2 separate regions of the Mus musculus genome follow, and region 1 is linked to region 2. The links are chromatin loops, found by intact Hi-C in ENCODE. Cell type or tissue: gastrocnemius. All regions are shown on one strand. Links, peaks and the distances in the headings refer to the core of each region. The heading gives the core; the rest is flanking DNA. Region 1 overlaps Gm34231 (a long non-coding RNA gene). Region 2 has its middle 21 kb from the start of Gm33840.

Region 1 (9,975 bases), core at 1,976-9,975, 1.3 Mb after region 2:
CATATCACAAACTGGATCATCATCTTCACCTCATTTCTCCCTAATTCTCTGTTTCTCTTTCTAGTTTCCTTGGCTCCATTAATAACTAAAGCAAAAACATGCATTTACTTTCATGATCAATTTATCAGCTTCACATTTTTGTCTACTCTCTTGTCTTAAACACAAGAAGTCTGTGTTATGCCTTATGGTGAAAATATATTTTAGAAAAGCTTTATTATGGGTTGAGTTGGAGTGTTGTTGGCCATGATTTCATTAGTCACAAGTCAATGATATTAAAAAAAAGATGTTCTTAAATGAAAACATACATAAATAAGGTTATCTATTAAATAAAGATGAGACTGTTGTGAGAGTCACAAGACACCCCACCCCCCACTCTATCTTTTGCTAGGAGCAATGGCTTGGTGTTTCCTAATTTAGTGTTCATGGTAGCTTTGCAGAACTCTAATAAAAAGAATCAATTATACAATCCAAACAAAAATGCCCCTGAGAGAATTTGATCTGCCACTCAGGTGTCTCATCTTTTGTAAATTGAAATATTCAATTGTTGGGATGTCTAATCTTGACTGTCAACTTGACATGCTTAGGAAGAAGACAACACATCTGAGACATTGCCTCTATCAAACCATGGGCTTGTCTTTGGGAGCATCATCCTGATTGCTAGTTGACATAAGAGAGCCCAGCGCACTGTCTGTGGTACTATTTAGGGAGGTGGGACTGAGCTGTAAAAGAAAGGTTGCTGAATGTGATGCTTGAAGCAAGCCAGTGGGCAGTGTTCTCTTGTGGTCTCTGTCTCAGTTCCTACCTCCACACTCCTGCCGAGAGTTTCTGCCATGGCTTCCTTTAATGATGAATCATTACCTGTAAGCTAAAATAACTCTGTTCCTTTCCAACTTGTTTTTGGTCATGGTGTTTATCACAGCAACAGAAAAGCAAATTAGAACAGTTGTGTACTGGACAATTCTCCTCAGTGACCCCAATAATAATACTCAGCATATCCAAAACTAGACTCTCATCTTGGCCCCATCTGCTCCTGTCTTCCTATTCATCTGTCTAGTTTCTTTGTCTTGACTCATGACTTGACTATCTAGCAATGGTCCTAGTATCCTCAACGTCCCTTCTCTCAAGTCCCCGTATCTAGGCATAACGTCAACATTGTCTTCGTTGCATCTTAAGCTAGCTTTCTTTGCCCTGTTACTTTCACCGCATCTGGTTCTGGCTATGATTGTCACTGGCTTTCTGAAGTGTCTCTCTTTTAGCCTTTTCTAACAAGTTTCTATCCGATGTCAGAATCTTATTTCTGTGATGCAGATCCAATGGAGCTGGGCAAATCTTCACATTTAGAATCTTCCCTGGCTCCCCACTGCAAGCAACACTGACTCCAAACTGCAGTCAGCCATAAAGGACCTCCACTAGCTGAGTACTGCCTCCTTTTCTCTCCCACCCAACCATACACAATTCTTTCCCAGCAGGAACACATTCACTCATTTGTCCTTCCCCAGACATTCCAGAGCTGCATGCTGCATGTTCTGTCTATTTCTCCCTCTACTTGATCTTCCATTTTCACACATTCTCTCTTCTCTTAGCTTAAGGTGATAAGTAACTGCCTTTATCATTCTACAAATGCTGATTTTTTTTTTTTTTAAGTAAGGGCAAGTGTTTTCTTACTTCCATATCTCCAGGGCTGAATGCTTCCTTCTAAAGATGCCAGACCTCTCTGGCCAAGACATTAGCTTCTCAGTTTCAAATTGCCTTGGTGAATGAGAACTGGTCCTGTCTACCTCAGATGGCATTATTAAAGACTAAACAAACAGCACCTTAGAAAATTAACCAAGAACTTGGACAAAGAGACACAACGCTACTGTTGTGGTACGCCCAACCTAAATAAGCCCATGCAATGAAAACACAACTCAGCTGGGTGTGGTGGCGCACGCCTTTGATCCCAGCACTCGGGAGGCAGAGGCAGGCGGATTTCTGAGTTCGAGGTCATCCTGGTCTACAAAGTGAGCTCCAGGACAGCCAGGGCTACACAGAGAAAACCTGTCTCAAAAAAAAAAAAAAAAAAAAAAAAAAAAAAAAAAAAAAAAAAAAGGAAAAAAAAAAAAACCACAACTCAATTAATATGATTACATACTGAGTGCCTAGATTGGGCAGATCTACCGCTACACTACCATCTTCCCCATCTATGAGACCCCTTATGACTTGCGGTTTCTCCAGGCCACATGCTTCTGCTCCACTTTCCTTCTCCCTCCTCCTTCATCATCCTCTTCTCTCTTTCTCTCCCAAAATCTTCAGCTCCACCTTCCCCTCTTTCTCTGCCCAATCACAGGCTCTAGCCTTTATTTATAAATTAAGGTGGGAAGCAGGTTTACAAGAAATCACCTGAGTGCTGACTCATTCCTTGTTCGCAGCCCCTCACAGGAGAACAGAATTAACATCAAATACAATTAGCCCCAGGGCTATCCACATGCACTACCACTATTCTTGCCTAGTGCATTGCAGCATAATACCTTCCACCATCCAATTGCTGTCCCAAATTTCTTGCTACTGCTTCTTCATTTCCCTCAGACACAATGCTATATGAATTAACTATGATCTAGATTGTTCGAGCTCCACACCCCAATTCTAACCATATTTATTTTTTGCCTGTGGTGATGTCTTGGATTTTCTCTTCATGTTTTTAGCACCAACATCTCTGTCCATTCTCAAAGCTATTCCACCCTCCTTTTAAGGATGGATGTCCTGATGTCTGGATTGTTTGTTATAAATCTTTATTGATTGTCTTACACTCACCACCCCAACTCTCCATGCTTTCTGGTACAGCAACCTGATAATGCACATGGCAAGTAGCTACCATCTTGGTTGGTAATATTGAAAACAGTCTGACATCCTGCTGTTAGTGTATTGTGAAGACTTGTGGAGGTGGAGAAATTCTTTTTTTGTCATGGTGACCCGCTCAGCATTTGGTTAAGGTTATGAGTGAGTCACAGAGGAGAAACATTAACGAAATGACAAAAGGTCCAGGGAATAACACAATGGATGGGATTTCCTTTCCACTCCAACCTTCTAGACTGGTAAGTAAAATTAGCAAGATGTAAAGGTTAATGAGCTCTCAGGCCAACTTGCAATCATCAAGTGCCACCCTTAGGGTCCCTCTTTCAACAATAGCTCGCATGAAAGCAGGAGGTAACGCAACTGCCAGAAAAGAGAGTCGAAATAGAAACGGTGGGAAACACTCCGGAAGTAATTGACCCTTTGTTCTTAGCTCCGCACAGATAAGATGTGGTTTGTGGGACCACATCTGAAGAGGAGCACAGACAACTGCACAGGGCTTTTGAATGAGCAATCACAAGAGAGAGGGGAAGGTGCTAACAACAGAAACCATCAACCACTATTTATTCCAACATGGTAGACAGAACCTCAGATGCATCTGCATTATATCATTATACTAAAGGCCAATTTTATGCAAAGCAGTGAAAAGCAATCACCTAAAAGACAGATAATACGAAGGATCACTTTGCCTGCTTTAAAAATGGCACCTCAGTTTTGTTTGTCACCCACTGTGATTGCTTCTACATTTGGCCAAACTTAAATATTCATTCAGTTATGTAATTTTTTCTTTTTTTCTTTTTTTTTTTTTTTGCATTGAACTAAAGAAGCGAAAATCAAGCGTGTTGTCAGTCAAACTGTGATAAATAATGTTTACTACTAAACAGAATCGAGGCCATACTAGAGATGAAATGTTTTCTTTGGAAGATTGTTGCTTTCTTGTCAGTGGTACACCTACCCAGCCTCAATTTGTTCTTCTTGCCTACTGCACCAGCGTTTCTGAGATGCCAAACTGCTCACATCTTGTTGGCATCCAATGCAAACCTACAGATGTTTCTCTAGCCCAGCCTTCCACAAGCCCCTCAAATCCTCCCGTACTAAGAAACTCTGTGTTCTCCCTTCCACAGGCAGCCTCAGCGCACCTGCACTTGTCTGACTGCAGATGTGTTCCCTAGTCTTTGGTGAGCAGCCATACACCAAATATGCGCTGTACATCTGCTGGAGGCTAAGAACTGCACTTTCCCAAGAAAGCCAAGAGTTGCCTGGAGGGGCTGGTGAGATAGCTCAGTGGGTAAGAGCACCCGACTGCTCTTCCGAAGGTCCAGAGTTCAAATCCCAGCAACCACATGGTGGCTCACAACCATCTGTAATGACATCTGACTCCCCCTTCTGGTGTGTCTGAAGACAGCTACAGTGTACTTACATATAATAATAAATAAATCTTTAAAAAAAAAAAAAAAAAAAGAGTTGCCTGGAGACAAGAGAGGGGCTGGATCAGGTCTGTAGCTCCTGGTAATAAATGAGAAATAGAAATTAGAAAAGAAGTCTAGTTAGTAGAGGTGGGACCAGCTATGTATAGAGCACCAGGCTGTTCCCGCTCCATCAGTATAGGTCTCTGTGAAGTTATCAGTCAGACTCTGTTCCAAATGGCACAAAATAGAAGTGGACATGAGCCTCAAGGGAAGCCAGTTCTCCTCCAGACTAGCAGTTCTTAAATTTTGTGGCCTTGCTCAACCCAACAAAGTAGACGAATTGTGAACCCTTTGTAAGACATTGAGCTGGAATTCATAAGAACCAGTCATAGCTGGTAAGGAAGCCAAAAGGATTATCAAGCATTACCTCACCCTAGGGGGGACCAGAGGCTCCTTTGAACTATCTGTGACAGACCAGGAGAAGAAGCTGATCATCTCGTGAGGGAAGAGACTAGAAGTTACACGCAAAGGGCAGAAGAAGTACAACGAGGCTTTTTGTACCCATCTCTGTGGGTACTGGATGAATTTAGACTGTTGTCTCTAGTCTCCTGAGTCTCTCTGTTGATTGAGCTAATTCTTATTGATACATAAAATCCCTGCTCTGGACCACAGAGGAACAACCATCCTCCCAGAGCCAGTAACCAAAGAGAGAAAAACAAAAAACAAAGGGGATAAAGTGGACATTATTTTTTTTTTTCGAATTTTGGACGTTATTTTTGTGAATTCGGGGTTGGACCAGCTAGAAATAGATGGCAAAGTCAAGGTGCAGGCAGTAAGATGCCGCGTGGCACGTTCTCAATGATGCCACTGCGCTGCTTTGCATAGCATGATAACTCCCTGGTGAAGCCAAAGAGAGAGCTGACTCCCTGGGGAAGCCCCAGCACCACCATCCTCCAGTCTGAACTGGGAACTTTCTTCCCACCTTGTGACCACACTTGGTTTATTCTCTAGAACACTTACCGGTCTCCCTCCCCGTTGCGGAAGTCAGGTCCTCTCCAATATCCTCTAGCCTAGTGGTTCTCAAGTGGGTACGGTAAATACCCTGTGATGCACACCACAGCCTGCTCTTGACACCAGGTAATCATCTAGAGTCCTGGAGTCAAGCGTGCTGGTGCTGCAGCTGAGAAGAACCCTGCTCTAGGCATTGACAGGAGTCCTAGAGTCCGCGCTGTCCCACGCAGTCAGCTAACCACATGCAGCCACCGCACACTGGAACTGCAGCTAGTGCGACTAGGAAGCAGCATTTCTTTTTAATTTATATTTAATGTCAACAAGTTAAATTTAGATAACTACAAATGGTTCGTGGCTAGAGCACAAACCAAGCTCTTCTTCAGCGGTCCTCTTCCTATAGTCAAATTTTAGTGTCAGTTTGATAACCCCCTCAGCAAACTTGAAGCCCCCTGTAGGCGAGGAATGTGCTTATACCCTCCTAGATGAACCCAGGCGTAGTCATCCGGCTGTTGTTTTTCATACAAGCCAACGTTTTTACAAACAGAAGGGTCTGCTAGCCCTTTGCTTCAGACAGCTAGCCTCTTGACAACCTCCAAAGCGCACGTTCTTTGTGTTTGGGACCAAAGGACTGCAGCACGCTCCTGCCACCTGGTGGTGATGTAGAAAATGTCAGGCAAAGGCTCTCCCCCTGAGGTGCTGTGGTATGACCAAAAGGCAGGACAGAAAACAAATGCTTTGGGACTTGGGACAGAATTATCTGTTAATGGAATCATAAATCAGAGGGAGAAATCAGTTTCCAGATGAGGAAACTAAAGGGAAGAACCACTTGGTGACTCACTCACATATAAAACCAGCCATGAGCCAGCCACCTCCAACCACGTGTTTCTTCCCCTCTGGATAATAAATATTTCTCTCTCTAGGATGAATAGAGATGTTATTGACAGATAAGAACTGACCTCTGTCTTAGGTGCTTAGGTACTTGTTCACGAAGGGCACCAGTCTGTCTGAAGAGGGTACTACTTTAGAAGTGATAAATCCTGCTAGAGTTGGTTGATAATGGCCTTGTTCTTTCTATTCAATTGGCATCAGGTAGCTATGGGTCATCAAAACTGGAACGGGTAAATCCCTCCCTTCTGCAGAAATGGGCTACAATGTCACTTCTGATTCATGCATCAAATACGTGTTCAGAGTTCGTACTTTGTGCTGGCTGTGATGCTAGGTGACAGGGGTACACCAAGGGGGAGGGAATCCCATGAGGTTTCTGCTCATGGGAAGGTCACGATGTGCTAGGCTCCCATACAAACTCTGTACAAGGTAACAATAAGGACAGCCCACACCGGTCAGGGAAAGGAGATGAGCTAGGACCAAAGAAGACAGCCATCAACGGAAGCAAGATCAGCTACAGTCACAAGATCTGCAGAGGGAGCAGGGACTCACAGAGCCCAAGTCCCAACATTGGTGGTACCCAAGTAGCCAGTTACTGAGTGTGAGGTGCTATTGAGCAAACTGAAGCGTCAAGAAGGAGTGGATGCCAAGCAGATGATATATGCAGATCATTAGATCTGTGTGTCTAAGGAGAGTACACATGTACGGTACCAATGTGAGAGCGTGGGAGGCTTCTGAAAGTGACAGGCCTGAGGTGCCAACAGAGGCTAGTCAGAGCTGTGGGCCTGGGAAACCCAGTAGACTGGACTGAGGGAGGGTGGGGATTGCAGCACATCTTGCCACTGCCAGAATCAGTCTCAGGTCCAGGATTAGACAGCCAACACCAGTGGTGTCTAGGGTAAGAGTACCTGCAGGGACAGTAGACACTATGACCACAATGCTAATGCATTCCCCGTGAATCTCTTGTGTTCATTTAGCTCACTGGTTCTCAACCTTCCTAACGCTGTGACCCTTTAATACAGTTTCTCATGTCGTGGTGACCCCAACCATAAAATTATTTTCATTGCTACTTCAGAACTGTAACTTTGCTACTGTTATGAGTCATAATGTAAATACCTAATATGGAGAATATATGATATTTGACCCCCAAAGGGGTTGTGACCCACGGGTTGAGACCCACTGATTTAGCTCAAAGCTGGTGGCTGTGCGGGAGTCAAGGCGCCACATCTTCAATTTGATTTATCTTTCAAGCCCTTGATCAGCTGTGTTTATAAGCAATGATGGTCCAGAGCATGTTTCCAGGGGAGGCCGTTGTAAGGCTTTATAGAGCCGTTAGAGAAACATCTTAGCCTGGGAAATCTATTCTCTCCTACCCCGTCTAACACCAGTCTGTAAGAGCTTAGGTCAAGCTGTGATGTTGGGTCCTTTAACGTGTCTAATCCAACATCTTCCTGGGAAGGATATTGATTTTTGAAGATAAAGTTTGGTCTGGAGCAGAGACAAATGGAAGACAGAGATTGACTGATTCATGATGTGGTAACCTCTTGCCTAATGGCTGTTCTCAGTCTCCCCACATAGCTTTCCGCTACTCCAACCCTGACCTGGGACCTTGATCTTAAAGCTCTGAGGTGAACTTCAGCCTCACTGGCAAGGGATCTGAGTTCATGGGGGACAGGGCCACGGGGCAACATTGTGACCCTGTAACAGTTCTATCTGGTCAACTTGGCAGGCCCCGAGATAATTCTTAAAACTGAAAAGAAAAATTATTGCTGGGCCCCAAAATAAAATGTTATTCCAGATATTAAATATTGTCTAACAGACAGTAAATTTAATGGCCCTGAAGTGGCTTCAGACCTCTGAGAAGATTTTACTTCTCAGCCTTGGCAGGGACACCAAGTACCACTCTCCTATTTCTGCTCTGCCTTCAAACTGTCATAAATAGTTAACTGTGTGAGTCCTTTCCAAAAGAAAAGAAAAAAAAAATCCTCCCAGGAGCATCCGAAAATAGCCTCCAGGGGCTCGATGCATATTTCCTCGGGTCCTCCTCTTAATCTCTCCATATGGGTGGCTATGATTTATTGTTACTGTCACCTGTGGACCGACAGAAACAAAGGCAGCCAGGCTGGAAGGCAGACAGAGGTAGCGGTATGGGAAGGGTCTCTGGAGAGATGGAACTGAGCGTCCATTCCTGGTGAGAGTGCAGGCTTAAGAGCCATCACCTCTCCTTCCTTTGGTGTCTCTGCAACAAAAGGAGAGAGGAGGGGATGTCATCCTCTCCCAAGATGCATCGAGACTCTGCCCTCGAGAAGCTTCCAGAGAGTCTCCCACAAGGCAGAACCTGCCAAAGGCCAAAGACTATTGTGACAGGGCAAGTGTACACTCATTACACAGGGTGCATGTCACCTCTGCCATTTCCTATCTCCAGGCCAAAAGTGAGCTCTCTCCTGCCACTTTTCCAGCCCAGTGGCGTGACCCGAGGCTGGCTGTCCATCACCAGCTCGATGCAAAAGGAGAAGGGAAAGCCGGGCCCAACTGAGGCCCCTGCCTGCTCATGCTAGCTGTGCCTCTCCATCCTTGTGTTTATCCACAGCACGGGCACCACCTCTGAGACACTAAGCTCATCTTCAGGGAAGCAGTCCCTGCCAATAGACCACCAACCCAGGGATCCCCTGTTGACCCAGGAGGAGGGACAGGGCAGGGACCTCCCCATCTGTCTCTGTACCTTCTGTTTTCCCTCTCAGCGCTCCTAACAATGCACCATGATTAGTTGCGGCTCGGGCCCCCTGACACCCCTTAACCTGGAAAATCAGGCAGACTTTCGAGACAGCAATCAGCTCCCAGACACATCCAACCGTAATGTGATTACTCCATTTACCAAAATGCAAAGAGAGATACTTGAGGCGTTTCTGATTAGGGCTGACATTATCTCTCTAATGGGCCATGGCATTAATCAAGGCTGTTGCTATGACTATGGAGATGGTGGGGAAATAACCCCAGCTTGATTCTGGGCCTGCCCAGTTGTGCCACTGTAGAAGAGGTCAGCTTTTGTTAGGGACATGGCACAAGAATGGCTTCTTCCTGCCTGAGAAGGGCTTTCTATTGAGATCACACCAACAGCCAGAAAAAGGCCTCTGTGTTCTTTCATGACGTTGGATGCTCTGGTTCCATAGCTCAATATGATTTGGTGGCATTGTTCTGGAGGGATTGTGTGTGTGTGTGCATGAATGCTGGGGTTGGGGGTACCAGGCTGATCCGTGAGACTGTCAGAGCCTTCTGCTATCCAGAGTTACATCTTAAGAGTCGGCCAGCCCCCCTGAGAATTCTGTAGGGCCTGAGAACCTGGGGAAGGAGGAGGAAGATCCTTCGAAAGGCCACCTTTCCCATGGCATAAACGCTCTGGCCTCTGCTGCTCTCTCTCCATTCCAGGCCTCAGAAACATTTGGCAGACACAAGCCAGTAACTACAGACCCTATGTGAGTGCATGGAAAACAGGGGCAGAATGAAATGGGTGTGACAGGCCCAAATGAAAAACCCTCTGGCCTCTGCTCTAGATGGCAGGATACTCACGATCTGGAAGAGGCATACAGGGATCAGATGATACCACTGGGGCCGGCCATCAGGACCTGGTTCTCATTTGCTAGTAATGAGTTCTCCATAAACCCTAGTATAAGAGGACACTCCGAGGGCATCAATATGGAGTGCACACACACGCACATGCACACACGTACACATGCGTGCACACATACCATGTCCACAGTCAAGATTTACAATCAAGAAATCTGCTTCTTGGGGCGGGGGTGATGATTCAGCTGGTAAAGTGCTGGTGGCACATGCGTGAGAA
Region 2 (15,728 bases), core at 4,181-12,180:
GCTTCACATTTGTGGGTCAAGATGTGAGCGCTCAGCTTCTTGTGACTGCCACAGTGACTGTCATTTGTGCCATGCCTCTTTTCTGCCAATACAGACTCTAATTCTTCTGGAATCATAAACAAAACAAACTTTCTCTTTCTTAAATTACCTTTGAGCACTGTGTTTAGTCACAGCAAAAGAAAAGCATCTAATATAGTTTCCTCCCAAAGCTTGGATTTCCCTCACCCGGGACATCTCTATGCCGATATAGTAACGTACAGACCCTCTGTCTCTTCAATATGGGATGACTCTGAAGGATTCTGTCAGTATCAGTGCTTGCCAAAGACTAGCTCAGGCCTCTGTCAAGGTTGGTTTGCAACCCTGCTTCTCTAGTGGCTCACTCCTGCTTGCTTCCATGGACTTCCAGGCTGTGATAGAAAAAAACCCATGCCCTTAACATCCTTCACTCAGATCTAAATCTCGGCCTCCGCTGGCCTCAGAAACCAACTGCTTACACCTTCCGTCCTTCTGCTGAGGGCTTCTATTCCACTGCCCATTTTCATTACCTTGTGAGGCCTTCACTGTTCCCCTTGCTTGGATTGTGGCCACATTCCTGGCTAACCTCTCTGCTCTTGTCCTTTTGATGTCATCTGCACAACAGCCACAAAGTTCTAAGACTCACACTTGTCCTTTGCATAAAACTCTTTTACCTAATGGATACCATTGATTCCTTATAACTTACTTTTTTTAAAAAAAAAAAGAATTATTTATTTATTTCATATACATGAGTACACTGTAGCTGTCTTCAGACATACCAGAAGAGGGCCTTGGATCCCATTACAGATGGTTATGAGCCACCATGTGGTTGCTGGGACTCAAACTCAGAAGCTCTGGAAGAGCAGAGCAGTCAGTGCTCTTAATCACTGAGTCATCTTTGCAACTCCCTCCATATCACTTATAGGACCCTTAGCAGACCACAAGTGAGGCTCTATCGCCCTGATCCGGTGCCCTCTAGTGCCAGTGGCCATGAACTTTCCTCTGGTGTCTTGCATACTGGAAATGCCTGCAAGCTTCCAAGTGTCTCCTCAGGCCATCTGCTCTGCCTATAGTGCTTGCCCCAAACTTCTTCACATGTAGAATTGCCATTCCTTCAGATTTAGATGGAGTTTCAGCCTTCCCAGGTACACCTTTTGTGAACTGCCAGGCAGAGCTGAGAAGCCCTCCTCAATGATATAAACAATATGCATCATTACTACTTACTTTTATCATTGAATCATGACTCTCACGTACCTTGTGTCTTTGAAAGGCAACAAGCAAGACTTATTTGTACCTCAGAACTCAGTCACATGCAAAGTCCTTGCCATAGAGCAGACAGACATTTTTATAAGACCCCATCCAATGCCCTTGATTTACGGTGCTGAATTGTTTTGCAAAATATTCTATCAGTTTAAATGGTTACAAGCAGTGTGCAAATGAACCAACTGCATTATAACCTCCCTAAAGTTGGGCATCGCTGGTCTTAAATTTGATGGCTATAAAATGCTCTGCCTTGTTTTGATTGCATTTTTAATAGATATTGGGATTAAACATTTCCCCATGTGTATTACTGATTAATAGCATCTCTTGTCATATGGATTATGTATTCTTGTCCTTGCCTTTGACTAATAACTGGCTGTCTCAAGACAGTTTTTCTTTCTTTCTTTCTTTTTTTTCTTTTTGACTTAGAAACATCAGGACTGAAGGGAATGTGTCCAAATGGAACCAGCTGGAATTGAGCCCTGTGAATTTGAGATAGAAATGGCTCTCTGTGAGCTAGGATTTTCTTTCTTTATAACGACAGGTTTCTTTACTTCCGAATGGAATCCCATGGTAACTTGTAAAAAACATGGACTCCTGGGCTTACATCTACCGATTTGTGTTCTGCCAAAGGAGCTAGGATTTCCCCAAACACCCCAGGCAACTCTGGCTCTGCTGGGTTAGCCAAGTCTGAAGATTGGCCCTGGGAACCACCTGCCTCCAGCTCTGTAGTGTATGTGCTTCTGTGGAGCCCAGGTACTTGGATGTGGAGCAAAGAAAAAAAGGGGAATCTGTTGCTGTGTTCTGACACCCGAGGCGCTTTATCCAGTCAAGTGCTTTCCTGTTTTGTGAAGCTCCAGCAGGAGACACAGCATGAATGAGTAGGATCTCCACAGAGGCCACTTAGGGCTCAGCAGATGTGGCAACTTGCTAAAGAGTCCCATTACCCAGCACAGGAGCAGCCGGCTCAGCAGCAGGAGAGAGGGTCAGTACCACCCGTTGCAGAGCAGGCTCGAAAGCAGCTAGCGTCTGGGCGGCCAGCACACGTTATACCCTTCCACCTAGAGCCAGGGGCTGTTGGTTCTGCTCCCAGCTGGCTCTGTGACTTCATGCATGTTCCTGGATCTCTCCAGGCCATGGATGCTTCATCTGTAAAATGGGGATGTAGCAGACCACGCAATGCAAGAGGAGAGTTTGGCACAGTGCCAGCTGTTAGTATATGCTCAGTGAATGCCAGGCATTGATGTTCTAGATGAATTCCTTATCTATTGAGGACTTGAAGATGCGTGGGGTGAAAACTCATCGGGCTATTTATTACAGGAGACATTCAGGCAGCAAAGAAGGAGGATGTGGTCCTGCTGAAGTGGGCTTCTGGGTCTCTTCTACTTTGGGAATTGGCACATTGGTAAAAAAAATCACTATATATGCTCTTGCACACGAGTGTGTCTCTCTCTCTCACACACACAGTGGAAGTCACATAAAGGTCTATCATAAAAATACTCTGAGTTTTTTGTTTGTTTGTTTGTTTTTAAATAGAGCAGATATGTCGGACATAAACAGGCCTATCTGGTCTCTGGGCTAGCTTTGTCTTCATCCTCCTCAGCCTCTCCCCTTAAACATATACATCATTTAGGTTGTATGCTTACAGAAAGAGTAATACTCAAGGAAATTCTTACCAGGGGCTGGAGAGATGACGTAGCTGTTAGGGGCACTTGCTTCTGTTGTAGACGACACAGGTTTGGTTCTCAGCCCCCACCTTGGGCTGCTCACAACTGCCTGTATCTCCAGTTGCAGTGGACCCAACACCCTCTGTTGGCCTTTGTGGGTTCCTAGACACATGCTATGCAGATATATGCACTCAGGTGAGCACGCATGTGTCACACATGCACACACACAGAGGTATTTTTTATCTTTTCCCCTTCTTCTTGGTTTTCTCCCACAGTCAAGATAGCAAGCATCCTGACAAAAGGCCAGAATAATTCTTGTATGAGACAATACAGGGTTCCTGAAAGTCAGAAGGCAACATTCCAAATCGGCTGGGTCCTGAGACTCTGTGGTTTATGTTTGGTTCAGGAGTTTTAAAATGCTTGTGTACAAAAGAGGCCGTGTCCACTCCGCTGTCACCAGGTGGGCTCCAGTCAACTCAGTTCTCACTTTCTGGTTTACTTTTCTCTTGGTCAGCTTCCATGGATGTCTCTCTGTCATTTCTGCCTCACATCCATCCTAACAGAGGCAGGAACCATAATGCAGAGGCAGGCATATCTTTTCCTCCCAAGTGGGCAGACTCAAAGCAGTATCAATCTCCTTGAGAGTCAGAGATGTAGGCCATTGCAATCTCACTCACTGTGACCTCAGCTCACGTGTCTGGTCCATGTCTGGTCCCTGACCTAAGTTCCTAACCCAGTACCTGCTTGGGGATCAGGCTACTTCTGGGTTCCCACTCCAGGCAGTTAGTTTCCAGTGCCAATGGTTGATCTGTCTTTTGGCCAGGCAATGTCTGTTTTCATCTCCGATGACATCACCAGGATCTGATGTTCTGTCTTGGCACATAGTAAGAGTGGAATAAATATTTATCGAATGAATAAATTGTAAGCATTCAAGGGCAGTGGGTATTGCAGAAATAGTTTGTGATCAGGTATTTAGTTTCAAAGCCAGGACAGTTTTTAAAAGTTTTGTTTATTTTCACTCAAACTCGAGCCTGTTAAAGAAACATGCAGCTGATTTTCTTAGATTTTAAAAGGTGCCAGAGGACTTAATTTAACACGCCGAAGCTCTTCAGCTTCCAGAGCAGTTACCCCAGACACTCTCACTGTATTCTCCCAAACCCCGTTCGCATTCCTGCCATTTGGATTTGATCTGTGATTCTGTTCAGTTGGGGATAAACAGCTTTTTAATAATTCGGCAATAAAATGACTCCCTCCATCTCTGCTGTTTAAAATCTGAGTCGACTCAAATATTTATTTAAGAGCATTCCCCTTCATGGGCTTTGAAGGGACCTCAGATACTTTAGTTTTTCTAAAACTTCACTTTTCAAAAATAATTTTTTTTTTGCTTGCTTCTCCATGGGTAAACCAACCACTTCAGTGATGAAATCAAGGAGAAGACGGTGGCCAGACACAGACTGAATGTGAGGTTAACTTAAGAAGAGGGCAGAAGGTATGGGAAGCATCCCAGCCACCCTTTCTCTCAGTGCTTCCTGCTCGAGGACTATCACCAAGGGAAGCCTCAGGGCCCACTGAAGAAAGTGGTCTTGCTTTCCAGAGCATTCCTCGCTAGTGAAGCTCTTTATTCCGGATTTAATGCATATTACATGGTCTGTACTATGAACTGAATTGCCCCTGCCCTCTGCCTCTGTTGAAGCTCCTGTTTGCAGTGGAGCAGTGTGTGGTGCAGGAAATTAAGGTTGAGGAAGGTCAAGATGGGGTCTTAGCTTCATGGTCATGTTCCTTAAGAGGAATACACCTGCGGCACTCCCTATGTGCACACAAAAGCCAGGAGAGGATACAGTGATCAGCTGCCGTCCCATCCACCCTTGAGCCAAGAGGATGTCACTAGAGACCAACTTTTGTTACAACACTTTGATCCAGGCCTCTGGTCTTCCTGTTACTGGTGGCTGCTTAGCCAATCTGATGCTTTGTGTCGGCAGCCCAAGTAGAAGAAGCTAGCCTCCTCCTGGCCTTTCCTTTTCTTAGGCCAGGAGGTTGCTCTCTGCAATGGCTAACTCTGATTGTCAACTGGATTGGATCTGGAATCAAGGAAAGAACACAGCTCAAGGTGAGTCTGCCAAGGGTATTTGTAAGAAAGATTAGTTGAGAATAGGCCTTTCCCTGGAGCAAGTAGGACTGTGGATAGCAAGGACCAGGGAGAAAAGGGTGCTACTTCTCTGCTGCATTTACACCTGCTAAGTGCTCAACAGTGGAGCCTCCATCCTTTGCTGCTCACGCCGGGCTCCACCTTCTTTGGATTCCAACATGGAGTGAAGATCATCAACTGTCAAAGAATCTCCTAGGACTTTAGTTAGTACCCAATTAGGACTGCTGATGCAGCTAGCCTGTGAACTGAGCAGTGCAGCTTCTCAGACTGTCTAATAGGTGGCATTCTTGGACTACCCAGCCCTTCTTAGTTGTAAGCTATTCTAGTAAAGACACACGCTCACAAACTCACTCACACTCTCTCCCTCTCCCCCCTCTCTCCCTCTCTCTCTCCCTCTCTCTCTCCCTCTCCCTCCCACACACACACACACACACACACACACACACACACACACACACACTTACTCACACACACACACACACACACACACACACACACACACACCCATACACACTTGTTTCTTGATAGATAATGATGTCCTTTCAACACCTGTGTGACCTTGAGTAACACCCAGAGAGATGGCTCTTATCATCTTCATTCTACAGAGAAGAAAAGGAAGTTAAGTGACTGGCACAAGGACATGTCCTGAAACAATTATGTAGGTTCATTTTTCACTCAGGATTTTGAATTCCTTGTCTCCAAGTCTCGCGCCCTCATTGTGTCCCACTGGCTCTTTCCGCATAGATAAAGTGAAGATGATAGTATCAAGCGATGACACTATAAAGCTTCTAATGAATGCTTCCTCTGGCCTGGCCCTGGGTTTTGTATGTGTGACTACAGACGCCTGTGTGTGCATGTGGTGGTCAGAGTATGAGCTCTAGTGTTGGTCTCTCCTGATGGTCACTGTTGTGTTCTCTAGGCTAGCTGGCCTGTGAGCTCCCAGCAATTCTCTTCTGTCTGCCAGGATTGCACTGTGTTTCTGAACCCAGCCTTTATGTGTGCCCTGGAGATCTGAACTCAGTCTGTGAGGCTTGTGAGGCAAGGAATTTTCTCAAGGCGCTATCTCCCCTGACACAGGTTTTATTTGTGTTATCTAATTCTCCCCATAACTCTAATAGATACTACTTATTCTTTCTGCCCTTAGCACCTTGATGAGAACGCTTCCTGCCCCCACCCCCCTGCACAAGATGGTGTATCTGCAGGTTTTGATTTCTTTTCATTTATCCACTAATCAGAGGCTTCAGCTAAACACTGCCTTTGCCAATCAGACAGTTAAAATTTCGCTCAAGAAAGACGATGACACAGGCCTGCCAAGGTAGGAATAAATGTCCAGTCAGGCCTGCTGAGTCCTGGGACCGATCAAATGATTGCATTATAATTAATGTTGGTATTATAATTAATAGTCGTTTTACAGTCGACACTGAGAGACATCTCTACCTCCCTCAACCCCATTCCTTAACCTGGATCACTCATAAAGGGCTGCCAGCTCTTATTCGAATATGGTTAGAAACGATTATAGGTGTAGGAATGCGGGTTAGGTCCCTTTGACCTGCAGAAGTTCATTTTGTCCTCATAGTGGCTTACCGTTATTCCTACCTTACAGATGAGAAAATTCAACTAAGAAGACCGGGGCCAGATTCTCAGCTTAGATCTTCTGAGACCAATTTCAGTACAAGTGCTTCAGCAGGATTCCCAGAGTATCAGCATCTCCCTTCCCCGGGGAACCTTTTCTTTCTGCCAACCTCCTCGTTCCACAGACAATAGAGGACGCGAGGGGGCACCTGGCTCTGTCAGCATCCTCATGGTTCATAGCACCTGGGCAAGTTCAGTCGGGTTTTCTCTAACCACCTCTGCACAAATGCTAGGCAAATGTCCCCAGGTTTCTGGATGGTATGGGCGAAGTGGTTTGTGGACACGAGAACTCCCCGGGCTTTTTGCATGTCTGCTTCTCACTGAAGGCTACTTACAGAGATGCATAAGCATGCTATTGTTTTCAAAACGCACAGACTGCTCCTTCTGCTACGCTCCAGGCTTCTCAGTGTTGGGCACTGCTGAGGTCCTTAAGAAGTGCTTTCTAAGAGATCTTTCCCAGCTTTGACCATCATTGCACTTTCCAGGGTAGAGAAGCAGGGTTGGCTGTGTGCTCCTCCTGTGCCTGTACAGAGTCTAAAGTCCACATGTGGCGGAAAGTCCCTGCTTGGCCTAATGTTCTGCTGTCATTGTCTTGAAAGCCTCAGCCATTTTTAAGAAACCTTCCCCCACCCCATGCCTGTCATGTCATGGCTCCTGTAAAAGCAGCTTCCTATCTCAATGTTATCCAACCCCTAGTCCTATGGATCCCAAAGGCTGACTTGTTCTTTGTATATTGGACAACTAAACAGATCTAAGGAAGTTTAATACTCAGACTTTCTCTCAATGTTCATTCTTTTCATTCTTGGTATCATGATTAGAATGCTTCTCCCTCCATGCACAAAATTATATGAGTATCATTCTTATGCCTTTTTTGTTTATTTTAAATTTTTTTTTCATTTATTCACTAATTAGAGACGTCAAATAAACACTGCCTTTAACAATCAGATAGTTAAGTTTTGGTCAAGGAAGACAATGACACAGGTTTGTCAAGGTAGGGACAAATGTCCAGTCAGGTCTTCTGAGTCCTGAGACCAATCAAATGATGAGATCGCTTGAATTCAGAACAGGGACTAACATACAACACAGGACTACGTGCTGGCTTTAATTTGTGGCCCTGTGCTGTGTTAGGATGTGCCATCCTTACGACCTCTCTCTGGGACATGAGTATGTTGAATTGGAGATGCGTTTGGAGTAAGATTTGGTTGATATATCATCAGCGAATGTAGCATACACAACCTGTAGAAACTTGATATAAAAACATTATTAAGGGACAAAGTCCCTCCGTGCCCTTTTCGAGTTTGGAGTTTAAGGGACAGAGCAGAAAGAGGCAAATCACTAAATAGTATAAATAGCAATACTGTGTGATAGACAGCTCCCCCACAAAGAGGATGTTAGGGCATAAAAAGGCATCCAAGGAGAAGTGTCATTGAGAGAGAGTGGAAGGAGGCCTTTCAGGGACTGGACAGGAGACTGGGTAGTAGAAAGCACAGATTCAAAACGTCTGAGTTTGGAGAAGGTGTGGCTGATTGAGGGACGAACACAGCCAGGGAAGAACTGGGACACTGAAGGTCAAGAGGTGAGCCCTGATCCTGGAGAGGTAGGTCATATTCAAAACAGAAATTAGGATTTTGGTTTTGGTCTTTAGAATCAAAAGTCATTGAAATACTTTTAAGTTTTCTGGGGTTATGATTGGTCCTTTGGAATTAAGGGGGAGGGGAGGGATGGACTGATGGTAAAAGGTAGGGAGAGTGGTCGAGATGGGACTCCTCAGTGCAGGGTGAGCGCTGAGACTTCTGTCTTCACTGGGCATATCTGGGAAGGTTGACCTTACAAAAGAGGCCATGTAGAGAGAGGGGCTAAACCAGGGACCAGGGTATGCATATACATACTTGTGTATGTGTGTGCTTGTGTTTTGGGGTATGTAAGTAGAGGCACACACATTAGTATAGGGCATTGTGTTATGTCTGCGTATTTGCATTCTTAAGCTAAGGGCTTCATGTGTGTGTATGCATGATCTTACATAGTTCTGTATAAGCACATAAGTGTTTGTATGTGTAAGATTTGTGGTGTGTGTGTGTGTGTGTGTGTGTGTGTGTGTGTGACATGTTTGTAGCACCTGTGTGCATGCACAGGAGCGCTGGGCTTGAAGAGCTCCTCCCCCAAAGTCACATATGCCCCTAACTGCCAGCAGGTGGCCCCTGAGCACCGTGTGCTAGGCTCTGGGGACAAGGTCGGCTTTGCTCATCCAGCCTTCTCCTTCCCACAACTCCAAGAATCTTTTCATGGTTTGGCTTCCTCTCTCAAGGCTTCTGTCCTGAGGGATAGTGAGACAGAACGGCCCCGAGAGTGGTAGTGTTGGGCTGTGGGCGGGGCTATTGAGCTCCTGCGGTGCTCCTGGCTCTGTGCCTGTCTCTCAGTTGCACCGGTGTGGTTGGTCAGTAGCCACATAGGCAAGCGCTGATCTGTACTGAGCTAAGGAGGGTTGTGGGCAAAGAATCGGCACCACAGAATGGACTGAAGAAAGCGCCAGGCATGTCTGTTCACCCTTGCTTAAAAGTGGCACCAGGACCAAGCAAGAGAGGAAGATGGAGTTTTTCTGCTTGGAAGGCGGAGAACTAACACACACCTCTCATAAAAAGAGCATCCCAAGTGTCCACAGGCAGCTAGCTAGTCTCTATCAGGTCATGATTACTGGGTCTTTGAACAGTTGGGCTTGAGAAGGGAAGTTGGACCCACCAAGCTGCTTGTGAGGTCTATGAGAATACTAAGAGGCTCCATTAGCACATGCTGCTCGAATTGTCTATCACCGAGGTTAATCCTCACGTGTGGCTGTGAGCAGAGAGGGTCTTTATAATCCATCCATCCTGATCTTTAGTGCTCCATCCAGGGGCTGAGTCAGGATGGGTGCTTGTTGATGACCTGGTGAGCATCTCAGAGTAGTAGTACCTAGAGGAGGTTGAATGGGATGCATGGAGCTTGCAGCCAAGTTTTGGACTAAATATATGCTGGTTGGAGTTAGAAGGAGTCTAAAGGAAGCGAGAACTCTAAGAATGGTAGGAAGTAGACCCTTGGAGGCTGCACCAGAAAAACCAGATTCAGTGGGCAATCCTGTGGTTCTTCTATCAATTACCTGCCAAACCTTGGGACCTCTGGATATAGCTCAGGGCAGTGCATGGAGGGGAATGGGAAGAAGTTGTTGTCTGTTGGGCTGGGGATATTACTCCTTCGCTAGAGTGATTGCTTAGCATGCTTGGAGCCTTGGGTTTGCTTGCCAGCTCTGCATAAACCAGGTGTGGTGGCTCACTTATAGTGAGGAGGAAGGTTAGACGTTCAAGTTTATTCTTTTACATAGTGAATTTGAGGCTAGCTGAGACCCTGCCTCAAAAGACCTACAACAAATAAAATAATATAAAATAAAATAAAATAAAATTAAAAGGAAGGATATTGGATGAAATTCTGGACCTGAGCTCTAATTAATTGTAGAAGTTCTTTTCTTTGAAGATAAATTTGAGTCCATTTTTATCTGTTTACCATCTGTGCCTGCTTGTGGTGAATACTTGATATCTCTCTCTCTCTCTCTCTCTCTCTCTCTCTCTCTCTCTCTCTCTCTTTCTGTGTGTGTGTGTGTGTGTGCGCGCGCGCGCACACGCGCGTGCGCACATGCAGATTTTTATGCACAAGGCTCTGTGTGCATGTAAAGGTTGAAGGTTGATGTCAGGAATTATTACAATTGCTCTTTCACCTTCTTCTATGAGGCAGGGTCTCTCAATCAAACCAAGAACCCCACGGGATGTCTATCATCTTACTCCTTACTCCATGGGGGGAGGGTCCCCAGTGTCCTCTTCTTTAGGCTGGAATTATAAGTGGGTCATCAAGCCCACTTGGCATTGGCAGAATCCACATGGATTCTGGAGAGCCAAACACCAGTCCTCAGACTTATACAGTAAGCAACCATTGAGCGGTCTATCTCTCTTGTACCTGTTCATTGTTCATTGTTAACTAAGAATATTTATTTATTAAAATCCATTGTCTCAAACGTTACTGTCCTATGAAGATTACTATCCGAGGTTCCTGCTTCCTCAGTGGTATGTTAGGGAAACAAGTAAATATATAAATGGACAAGATAGGTTTGGATGTAGACAGAGAGGAGCACGGCAGAGCTGAAACCTAGCAGGGCTCAGGGAGGAGGAAGAGGAGGAGGAGGAGGAGGAGCAGGAGGAGGAGGAGGAGCAGGAGGAGCAGGAGGAGGAGGAGCAGGAGGAGCAGGAGGAGGAGGAGGAGGAGCAGGAGGAGGAGGAGCAGGAGGAGGAGGAGCAGGAGAAGGAGGAGGAGGAGGAGCAGGAGGAGGAGGAGGAGCAGGAGGAGGAGGAGGAGGAGCAGGAGGAGGAGGAGGAGCAGGAGGAGCAGGAGGAGCAGGAGGAGGAGGAGCAGGAGCAGGAGCAGGAGGAGGAGGAGGAGGAGCAGGAGGAGCAGGAGGAGCAGGAGGAGCAGGAGGAGCAGGAGGAGGAAGAGGAGCAGGAGGAGCAGCAGGAGGAGAAGGAGCAGGAGCAGGAGGAGGAGCAGAAGCAGGAGGAGGAGCAGGAGGAGGAAGAGGAGCAGGAGGAGCAGCAGGAGGAGAAGGAGCAGGAGCAGGAGGAGGAGCAGAAGCAGGAGGAGGAGCAGGAGGAGCAGGAGGAGGAGGAGGAGGAGCAGGAGGAGGAGGAGCTGGAGGTCTTTGGGTTGGAGACCTAGGGTACAACCTGTGAGGTGGAGACAGCTGAGGAGAAGACTGTGTGTGAGGTGAGGAAAGCATTCCCAGGGCAACCCTTCTGGGAAAGGCGTTTGTTTGAAGAAAAAATCAGAAAAATCATCACTCAGCCAGTCTTGTTTTATTTATATTTATTAAAATTTAAAAGTAATACAGATTTATTGAAAAATGTCAAACTTTGCATATATATATATACACATGCATACATAGACACATGCATATATATACATATAAATACACATGCACACACATATACACACACATAAGACACACATACACACACATACACACACATACACAGGTGGAGTCTGGCACTTCCTCTCATCCATGTGCCCTCCCTGAACCCCCAAATGCACTTACTGGAGAGGCCCAACATTGGTATGCAAGTATTCTCTCAGATGTTTTTCGGTAAATTTGCAAATACATTTCTTTATTTAAATTATTTTTTATTTTTATTTTTTATTGGTTATTTTATTTATTTACATTTTGAATTTTATTCCCTTTCCTGGTTTTCCCTCCTCTATGAGGGTGCTCCCCTACCCACCCACCCCACTCCCGCCTCACTGATCTAGCATCCCTCTGCACTGGGACACCAAACTTCCACAGGACCAAGGGCCTCCCCTCCCATTGATTCCAGAAAGGCCATCCTCTGCTACATATGCAGCTGGAGCCATGGGTCGCTCTTTCACCATCCTCTTAGGATGTTCAAACTTAGCAAGCCCCACGTGGCATTGTTGGTTCTTTCGACTAGCTGGGCTCCAGGCTTCTCATTTTAGTAAATGGGTGCTACCATCCCACAGAATCTTCCAGGCCCTGAGCTGGGGGGACTCTGGATTCTTTCTTTGATGTTAGGTTACAAGTTTAATGCCCTAGCGAGTTGTGCAGGCTCCATGTTCAGAGCATGGGCCATATCTGGGTATTCCTCATGCTCTGCCTGGTCCTCAGCCTGATCAAAACTCAGCACACCTTGCAAGGGCCTCCTCCCTCCTCTTCATCCTCCCAGTGCTGTTTGTTTTACAGCTTGTTTTCCATCCAGCTTCCAGAGCCATCTTTCAACCACAGTGAAGCAGGTCATGTCCCTCCCTCCTTGATATGCCAATGGCTTCCCATTTCCTTTAGGAATAAAACCCAAACTTTTCATCTCAAGTCTAAAATTCAAAGGCTAAACGGTTGGGCCAGACTTCCTTTCTAATCTCCTCTTGTTCTTTTCCCCTCTTATACAACATCCTGTAACCACACTGTACACCACCCTACCCATCCTTCCTATTGTGTGAGAGGCCTTGAGCATGCTGGGCTGGCTAAGAATGTCATTCTAATCTTAGTTCAGTGTTTCCCTCCAGAGAAGCCTCTCTCCACGGCTTCATATAAAAATAGATTCCCTTCCTTCCTGCTCCTCCTTCAACCACCACCACTTTATTTTATTCCTGTTTTCTTTCCTGTCCAGTGCTTGCATTACAGGACTTCCCCTTGCTCCCTGCCTGTCTCTCTGCTCCCTTTCATTTCAGTTCTCTTAGGACAGCGATACGACTGCTACTCTATCCGCTGATTCCTCTTGCCTCCACTGAGGAAAGTTAAGGAAATGAGTTTATTTTGGCTCAAAATTCAAAGCTAAAGTCTATCATGGGGAGGAAGTCACGGTGTCGGGAGCCTGAGGTGGCTGGTCACACTGCCTCTATAATCAGGGAGCTGGGAGTGTTGATGTTTATTTTGTCATTTTATGCATGTGTGGACCCCAGCCTCGAGGATGCTGCCTCCTACATTCAGGGTAGGTCTTCCCACATCAATTAACCTAATCCATCATAGAGGTTCCCCAAGGCTAACCTAATCTCAGCTTCTAGGAGATTTTAGATCTTATCAACTAGCAATCAAACTTAACCATGGACCTGACTTTCTCATAGCTCTATTAATGGGTGAACAAAATGATCCCCATAGTGTTGTTCATGCAAAGGCTGTAGTGAACATTCTTCTTTATTTTTTAAAGTTTTTTTTTTGGATATTTTATTTATTTACATTTCAAATGTTATCCCCTTTCCAGATTTCACCCCCAGAAACCCTCTATCCCCCCTCCTGCTTCTATGAGGGTGTGCCCCCACCCACCCACCCACTCTTGCCTCCCTGCCCTTGCACTCCCCTATACTTGGGCACCAAGGGCCTCTCCTCCTGACAAGGCCATCCTCTGTGTAGCATAAAGTCTTGTAAATATATACCTTTAGGAAATTGTATAAGGGTTTCTGTGCATGGATTCTTAGAAGTGGCTCTATATATTTTATTTTGTTTTTTTGTTTTTGGTTTTTCGGGACAGGGTTTCTCTGTGTAGCCCTGGCTGTCCTAGAACTCACTTTGTAGATCAGGCTGGCCTTGAACTCAGAAATCCACCTGCCTCTGCCTCCTGAGTGCTGCAATTAAAGGCGTGCGCCACCACGCCCGGCTTCTATATGTTCTAAAATTCAATAAATATTACACATTTCCATCCAAATCACTACATCAGTTTGAACTCCCATTTACTTTGGTAGAGGACTGTCTTTCCCTACATTCTTATCAACTCTAGATAATAGTCATTTTTCTTCCCTTTAGCCTGTGTTATAAGCAAAGCCTGAGTATTTTATTGTTTTAATTTGTACTTTCCTTATTATATAATGTTGAACATAGTTTTTTTTGTACTCTTTGATTTCATTTGTAGAGTATTTTATTTTGTTTTAATTGTACTTTCCTTATTATATAATGTTGACTATAGTTTGTTTTTTTTTATTCTTTGATCAGTTGTAGTTTTTCTCTTATTTGTAGGTGTGGTTTGAATAGGTTTGGCTCCCATCAGTCTCCAGTTGCTGCCTTTAGATCAAGATGCAGAACGCTCAGCTCCTCCACCCCAAGTCTGCCGCACACTGCCATGATCATCACCACGATGATAATGGACTGAACCTCTGAAACTGTAAACCAGCCCCAACGAAATGTTGTCTTATAAGAATTGCCTTGGGTGTTTTGTTCCCAATTCTAAGAAGGGGCAACGTGTCCACACTTTGGTCTTCGTTCTTCTTGAATTTTATGTGTTTTGCAAATTGTAACTTATATCTTGGGTATTCCCATGGAAGGAGTTACAGAGACAAAGTTTGGAGCTGAGACAAAAGGATGGACCATCTAGAGACTGCCATATCTAGGGATGCATCCCATAATCAGCCTCCAAACACTGACACCATTGCATACACTAGCAAGATTTTGCTGAAAGGACCCTGATATAGCTGTCTCTTGTGAGACTATGCTGGGACCTAGCAAACACATAAGTGGATGATCACAGTCAGCTATTGGATGGATCACAGGGCTCCCAATGGAGGAGCTAGAGAAAGTACCCAAGGAGCTAAAGGGAACTGCAATCCTATAGGTGGAACAACAATATGAACTAACCAGTACCCCGGAGCTCTTGAATTCTAGCTGCATATGTATCAAAAGATGGCCTAGTTGGCCATCACTGGAAAGAGAGGCCCATTGGACTTGCAAACTTTATATGCCCCAGTACAGGGGAATGCCAGGGCCAAAAAGTGGGATTGGGTGGGTAGGGGAGTGGGGGGGGGAGGGTATGGGGGACTTTTGGGATAGCATTGGAAATGTAAATGAGGAAAATACCTAATTAAAAAAGAAAAAGAATTGCCTTGGGCATGGTTTCTTCTCACAGCAATGAAACCCTAACTAAGACAGCTTTCAAATTTTCTGTTTGTGTGCTAAATTCCAAATAACCACAGAGGTTAGGTACCTAATAAGGGACCAGAGGGGAGAAGTGGATCTTCAGAGGAAGGGAAAATAGAATATAGTATTATAGAGAGGTGAAAAGGAAAACTTCTACTTAGAATAGGAGAATTTAGTAAGGGGAATTCGAGAGAAGACACAGGAGGGAATATGGGGAGGGACGACTCACACTAAAGGGCATTTGAAAAACCATATAAAAGAATACTGCTTAAGAGCCTTTCTAAAACACACAAGCGAGTACACACACACACACACACACACACACGAAAGGCGTCTAAATGCACTCACCAAATAATACCAAATAATAAGGGAGACAGCAACCTAACTAGACATCAACACCTCCAGTGCCAGGGATGGACTACATCTTGCTGAATCATTAGCCCAGAGAGTCATATGGACATCCTCCCTGCACCCACAACATCACAGGCTATTGCCAAAGCTACTGATTGCTTTCCTCAACCTGATAACCCAACTGTTGAAAACAACGCTTACATCTGTCATCGGACACTGACAAGTCAAAATG

The links. Hi-C counts contacts between places; a loop is a spot of excess contacts. Peaks named below come from ENCODE experiments on the same cell type or tissue, not always from the same donor. Only the 100,000 strongest peaks of a DNase experiment are listed, where the experiment ranks them.
Region 1: it touches region 2 in a loop (15-fold over the local background); 21 of 42 quality-filtered maps call a loop at or near these places.

What each region holds. Positions count from the first base shown.
Region 1 is chr4:55,234,780-55,244,754 of GRCm38, forward strand. Gm34231 (a long non-coding RNA gene) reads left to right here. Exons shown (of 3, transcript XR_390581.4): 3 at 3,954-4,157. It also overlaps the pseudogene Gm12508. Among named protein-coding and RNA genes, the nearest start is that of Gm34231, 32 kb to the left of the region's middle. In gastrocnemius, for the core only: a CTCF peak has its summit at 5,904 (motif pointing left); DNase peaks (open chromatin) are centred at 5,889 and 8,643.
Region 2 is chr4:53,922,674-53,938,401 of GRCm38, forward strand. No RefSeq gene overlaps it. Among named protein-coding and RNA genes, the nearest start is that of Gm33840, 21 kb to the right of the region's middle. In gastrocnemius, for the core only: a CTCF peak has its summit at 8,922 (motif pointing right); DNase peaks (open chromatin) are centred at 8,954 and 9,088; H3K4me3 peaks cover 339 bases; H3K27ac peaks cover 297 bases.